Regions from separate parts of the Homo sapiens genome. Here region 1 is linked to region 2. Evidence: chromatin contacts called from ENCODE Hi-C data. All regions are on one chromosome and are shown on one strand. The core of a region is the stretch at or near the end of the contact, and the rest is flanking DNA. Distances in the headings are between cores, read along the strand shown.

What was found. A loop is a pair of places that touch in the nucleus more often than their neighbours do. Pooled maps may share reads with other maps.
Region 1: a loop to region 2 is called in a pooled map of heart right ventricle, with 2.2 times the contacts of the local background. The contact joins the promoter of EBLN2 here to the enhancer-like site in region 2. A Hi-C loop is called at or near these places in 4 of 168 maps with a recorded cell type or tissue (CD4-positive, alpha-beta T cell, CD8-positive, alpha-beta T cell and naive thymus-derived CD4-positive, alpha-beta T cell), 4 of 37 single-sample maps with no recorded cell type and 10 of 50 pooled maps.

The regions. Positions count from the first base shown.
Region 1 is chr3:73,059,887-73,062,908 of GRCh38, forward strand. It overlaps EBLN2 (endogenous Bornavirus like nucleoprotein 2), which reads left to right and starts at 1,773. Exons shown (of 1, transcript NM_018029.4): 1 at 1,773-3,022. The coding sequence starts at 2,196. The coding sequence ends at 3,014. PPP4R2 (protein phosphatase 4 regulatory subunit 2) reads left to right here. Exons shown (of 9, transcript NM_174907.4): 5 at 1,137-1,174.
Region 2 is chr3:72,677,684-72,680,503 of GRCh38, forward strand. All of the region lies in intron 5 of LOC105377161 (a long non-coding RNA gene), which reads right to left. Among named protein-coding and RNA genes, the nearest start is that of SHQ1, 170 kb to the right of the region's middle. Within about 2 kb of position 1,353, at least 2 of the 41 ENCODE cell types and tissues checked have a DNase peak (open chromatin) inside an H3K27ac peak, as active enhancers do.

The sequences.
Region 1 (3,022 bases), core at 523-3,022, 380 kb after region 2:
ATGGCACCATTGCACTCCAGCCTGGGCAACAAAGTGAGACTCTGTCTCAGAAAAAAAAAAAAAAAAGGAAATGGTGTGAAGAACAAAGATTCAAGGTGTTTAAGGGAATGAAAAGTAAGAAATTGACTTGTCTTGAGTGAAAAATGAAGGAAGCCCTGTGAGAACCAAGATTGGACTAATGAGTTCTAATTTTCAGTTGATGGTTGGTCCGGAAACACTCCCCTGTTCATTTAAGGATCTGGTTCAAATCCACTTTATTTTACCCTGGGAACAGGAATCAAAAACCATTACATAGTGATTTACAGTAGTTTTTGTGGCCATACTGGATTAATATATTTTGTTGATCCTCTGTACACTCAATTGAATAATATCCCCAAAGGCCAGGAAACTGAGATGGCTCATCAGTACTTACTTTTCAGCTCCAGGAGTTGTAATAATTACATTTTGGAGATTTTCAGATAAAGTAGCAATATGTTACAGTAGTCATACCAGGTGCCCTGCCTTTAAATCAGGGTTGCAGTGTTTCATAGTTGTGTGACCTTGGGCCAGTTAGTTTTCTCCTCTGTAAAATGTGGTTAATAATAGGGCTGGGAGGGGGATTAAATGCAAAACACTTACTGTGACTCATACTAAACTTTCAGTGAACACTGAATATTAGTAAAGTTATTTTTACTGGGAAGATCATAAATATATTACAAAAAAGGTTTGAGTCTCTTTCTGTGGGATATATGATGCAACACAACAAGCCGTGGATTGGGTGTTGCTTTGTAAGGAAAATCAATTACATATGTCTTAAGTACTTCAATCTCTCAACATCTTTGTTGATTCCATCTGAGCTTAGTTACTCTACTACGTATAGTGTATGATGTTACGGGTCTAGAATAACTAGATTAGGGTAAAAAATAAGTATAGGAAAAAAAAAATTAGTGGCTGAGTAGGATATTCTCTTTTGGTCCTTTGTTATTGTTTTAGTTTTTGCTGTTTCACCAGTTTTCATTTTTAACCATTTTCCTTTACTAGCAAAATTAGAATCAATGGGAATTTAACCCACCAGAGTGATTTTAGAAACAAAAATGATGAAACTTTATGTTGTAGTACTTTTCTTCATACTAAATCACTGATTTTTGTTATTGCAGAATGTGATGGTTGTTAGCTGTGTTTATCCTTCTTCAGAGTAAGTATATTTTTTCTATTTCTAGTATATTATTTACTATATTTAATCATTTTATTGCTTCTAATATATTATTCTTAAAATAGACTGAATTTATTTAATATGTAATTAAGTGTGATAACATACTTGTGAACCTACCATTCAGTCCCCAAAGTAGAATATTACTAATAACATTATCTATATGTTTTTTCCATTAAAGAGATTTGGATTAAAGAGATTGGTGATTTACTGTAATTTTAATATTGTTGGATTTACATACTGTGGTGGCACTCATTGCCCTGAGATGCCATTCTAGATGCCTTTCCAGGGTGTCTCTAGGGCATAATTCCCATGTTTGGAATAACTACTTGATGGCTTTTCTCTTTATGATGGAAAATATTTCCAGTTGTCAAGATTTAGATATAGCAAAGTAAGAATTAAATTTGGATACAATTTCTCAACCTTGGAACTATGGACATTTTGTACCAGATAATTCTGTTGTGAGTGGGTGTCCTGGGGATTATAAGAGGTTTAGCACTGTCCTTGACCTCTACCCACTTATGCCAGTAGTGTTCCCCTCTCCAAATATCTTTAGACATTGCCAAATGTCTCTTGGAGATGTGAAAGGCAGGGAGGGGAGGTTGTCCCCTGCTGAGAACCATTGGTTTAAGGTTAATCTGGCTCTGCTTTCATAGACTACTCTGTTACCCAGGCTGGAGTGCGGTGATGAGTGATCATAGCTCACTGCAGCCTTAAACTCTAGTGATCCTCCCGCCTTGGCCTTCCAAAGTGCTGAGATTACAGATGTGAACCACCACACCCAGCCCAGTCAATTTGTTTTTAGAATGTTCCCAAGAATATAGTTATGTTGCTAAATAAGATACTAAAATAATCCCATACTATATTTCTTGACAGAAAAACTATTAAAATGTATACATGATAAAAATTTCTTTTATGAAGCAAAATATGTTTTGTTTTGCTCATGAACGTGAGGTATTTTGGAAAAATGGTAAAGAAGTGCAGAGTCAAGTCATAGCGACTAATAATGGGTTATTTTCTTAAATTGTATGCTTATGTTAATTCTCACAGTCTTTTTGTTTGGGTCTGTGACAGATCTTACAAAAGATCTTTTAGACCTATGATTCTTAACAAAATTAAAGAATTAAGTCGGAACCAATTTTCCACAATGTCTCATCTAAGAAAGGACTCACAGCCCAGCAGCCCAGGAGATGACGCAATGGACAGGAGTGGGCTCCCTGACCTTCAAGGAAGATTTGAGCTATCTGGGAAAAACAGACAGTATCCACTGGATGCATTGGAACCCCAACCCAGCATTGGGGATATTAAGGACATTAAAAAAGCAGCCAAGTCTATGCTAGACCCAGCACATAAATCTCATTTCCACCCTGTGACCCCAAGTTTAGTATTCTTGTGTTTCATATTTGATGGGTTACACCAGGCATTACTGAGTGTTGGTGTGAGCAAGAGGTCTAATACTGTGGTTGGGAATGAGAACGAGGAAAGGGGTACTCCTTATGCTAGCAGATTCAAAGATATGCCTAACTTTATTGCCCTTGAGAAGTCATCAGTTCTCCGCCACTGCTGTGACCTTTTGATAGGCATTGCGGCTGGATCAAGTGATAAGATTTGCACCAGCAGTCTCCAAGTTCAGAGACGATTCAAGGCAATGATGGCATCTATTGGAAGACTTTCACATGGTGAGAGTGCTGATCTGCTAATCAGCTGCAATGCAGAATCAGCCATAGGTTGGATCAGCTCAAGACCATGGGTTGGAGAATTAATGTTCACACTTCTATTTGGAGACTTTGAATCCCCTCTACACAAGCTACGCAAGTCAAGTTAGTTGCCAAG
Region 2 (2,820 bases), core at 103-2,602:
AGGACCTTTGCATATTCTGTTCCTTCTGCTTGGAATGCTCTTTCCTCTGATCTTCACCTAGAAAACTCACCCTTCAAGCCAGGGGCAGTGGCTCATGCCTGTAATCCTAACACATTAGGAGGCTGAGGCAGGCAGATCACTTGAGGTCAAGAGTTCAAGACCAGCCTGGCCAATATAGTCAAACCCCATTTCTTCTAAAAATACACAAATCAGCCATGCATGGTGGAAGGTGCCTGTAGTCTCAGCTACTTGGGAGACTGAGGTGGGAGAATCGCTTGAACCCGAGAGGCGAAGGTTGCAGTGAGACGAGAACACGCCACTGCACTCCAACCTGGGGGACAGAACGAGATTTCATCCCGCCTCACCCCTCAAAAAAAAGAAAAGCAAACTCATCCTTCAAATCAGCTCCTTGAGGAACCCTCCACACCTCCATAGTCGGGGTCAGTGTCTCTGTAGACCATCGTGGAAACTCAAAGCATTTGCTGAGGTTATGAGAATACATTTACGTGGAATTATCTGGTGAAAACATGTGTCTCCCAATAGATGTAAGATCATCAGAGCAAGGATCATACCCATGTTTCTAGTCACCATTCCTAGCAGTTAGCCCAGGGCCTGCCCCAGAAAAAACCCTCAAAAAACATTTATTAAACAAATGAAAGGAAGAGAGAGAGGGAAGGAAGACGGAGAGAGGGAGAGAGGAGTTTTCTGTGCCTCAATTAAAGATTCCATGTAGTAAACCACAAGCATTTCAAAGATGTTGATTGACCTCTTAAACTAGAATGAACATGAAGAAAATAAAACCATTACAAGCATTAGAGGATTTATTGGCTAAGCCTGGCTGCTTTTCGTATTATTCCCTATGTTTTCCTTTTACTGGAACCACAGGACCAAAGTCCAGGGCATGGGGGGAGACAGGAAGCGACAGAAACGGAAAAAATAAAGGAAGGAAAGAGAGAAGGAAAGACAGACAGGAAGAATAAAATAGAGGGAAGAGGGTGGATGGAGGATAGGAAGAAGAGTTCAAGAAGGGTGGGAGGAACCCACCTAAGCCTGATAATTCTCAATGAGGATGGAAAGTAAATAATGCAGGGTCATTCTGCAAGCCCACACTGAAATACACAAACCCCACTACGCCCAGGAGCTGGCATGGTATGGGCCCATGACAGGCCATTAAATGGAAGCTAGACAGAAAATATGATCCATGGAATTAAAGGCCTTAGAAGGAGGCTTGCTCTGAAGCAAAAAGAAGGAAACAAAGATCAGGGCTGACATAGGGAGGGAGTAGAAAGAGTGCGGAATGTGTCACGCCCTTCCTCTGCCAGGAGACCTCTGTCTTCCCCTGTGGCTATGATGACAATATGAAGGGATGTTTATTGCTAACACAGCAAAATGTGGTCCAGTGGCCAGGAGTTTCCCTGGCATGATTCATTCATGTTCTGAGCAAATGAACAAGAGTTTGCATTGTTGGAGGGGTTGTGGCACACATAAGGTAGTGGGGCGAAAGTGTGGAGATGTGGCCGCTCGTGTCAGCAGTCGCTGGAGGCAGGTACAGATGCTGCACACTGATGGAGTCCCTGCAAAATCCCCACCTCTCAACTCAGGTTCTGGGAGCCCTGGGGAAACACAATGTGGACCTTGGTTTTACTGTAAAGAATAGCAAGCATGTGTATTCTCTTGGGAAGGGCAGACGGCCTCAGGCCAGCATCTCAGATGCTGCTTTTTAAGCAAGGAGGAGTTTACAAAAAGATAGGAATACAAGCAAAAACAATAGGAAGGATGACTGCAAAAAGGAGGGAGAATTGCTAAGGTAGCAACTTGGGGGATGAGATGCCTGGTGAAATGTCTGAGGGGAAATCAAGTAAACCTCCTCCACCAACTCCACTCCTATGCCCCCATCCCTAGGCAGTTTGTTCCTGCTGGGACCATTCGTTCAGTGCTAGAACTCACAAAACCCTTTCTGACAGGCAAACATAGATAATTTACTGACTCATGTAATTGAAAAGCCCAAGGATTAAATGGTATCAGGCATGGCTGGATCCAGGAGCTCATGAAGTGCTATCAAGACTGTTTTTCTCCCTCTGTCTCTTGGATCTGTTTCTGTCTCTGCTGGCAGGATGTCTCCAGTCCTAATAGGGGTGGTGGCAGCCATCCCTGCCTAAGGGGTGCTTCTCTTTCTCAATAGTTTCCAAAAAATCTCAGGCCTGAGTCTTATTGGCCACGGTTGGGACACGTGCCATCCCCAGAGCCAGGGATAAGGAGTGAGTCCCAGCCAGATCGAGGTGTTAATAGCCAAATGATGACAAATGGCTATTGTACAGACAAAAACAACAGATGTAACCACAGAAGCTGTGTGGATAGCCACAAGATAATAGCACCCCTCCCCCACGAATTTAAACACAGATGCTGGTTGCTAGGGAGGGATGCTGAGGTCAACACACACATTGGTTATTTTCTGAAACAGAGAGAGCTTGGTGGAAAAGATTCCTCTCCTGGCTGGTCGTTGGGAGTTTTCTTGGCAAATCCATTCTGAATCTCCAGAATTAGCAGACCTAGAGGAGGCATGTGAAGACTTTGCTGGAATGCTATTCATTCATTCATCACTCTCTCACCTCCTTCTTATTCTTCAACTCTGCCATCTGCCTTCTTCCCATATATCACAAGGGGAACTGTCCTTATGAAAATTGCCAATGACTCCTCTCTTGTGGATCCTATGGAATTTTGCTCCTTTCCTTCCTGGGTCTCTCAGGAGAACCTTCTGGAAACATGCTTTACCCATGGCTCTGCTCCCATTCTTCCCATCCTCCCACTGTGAGTACATTT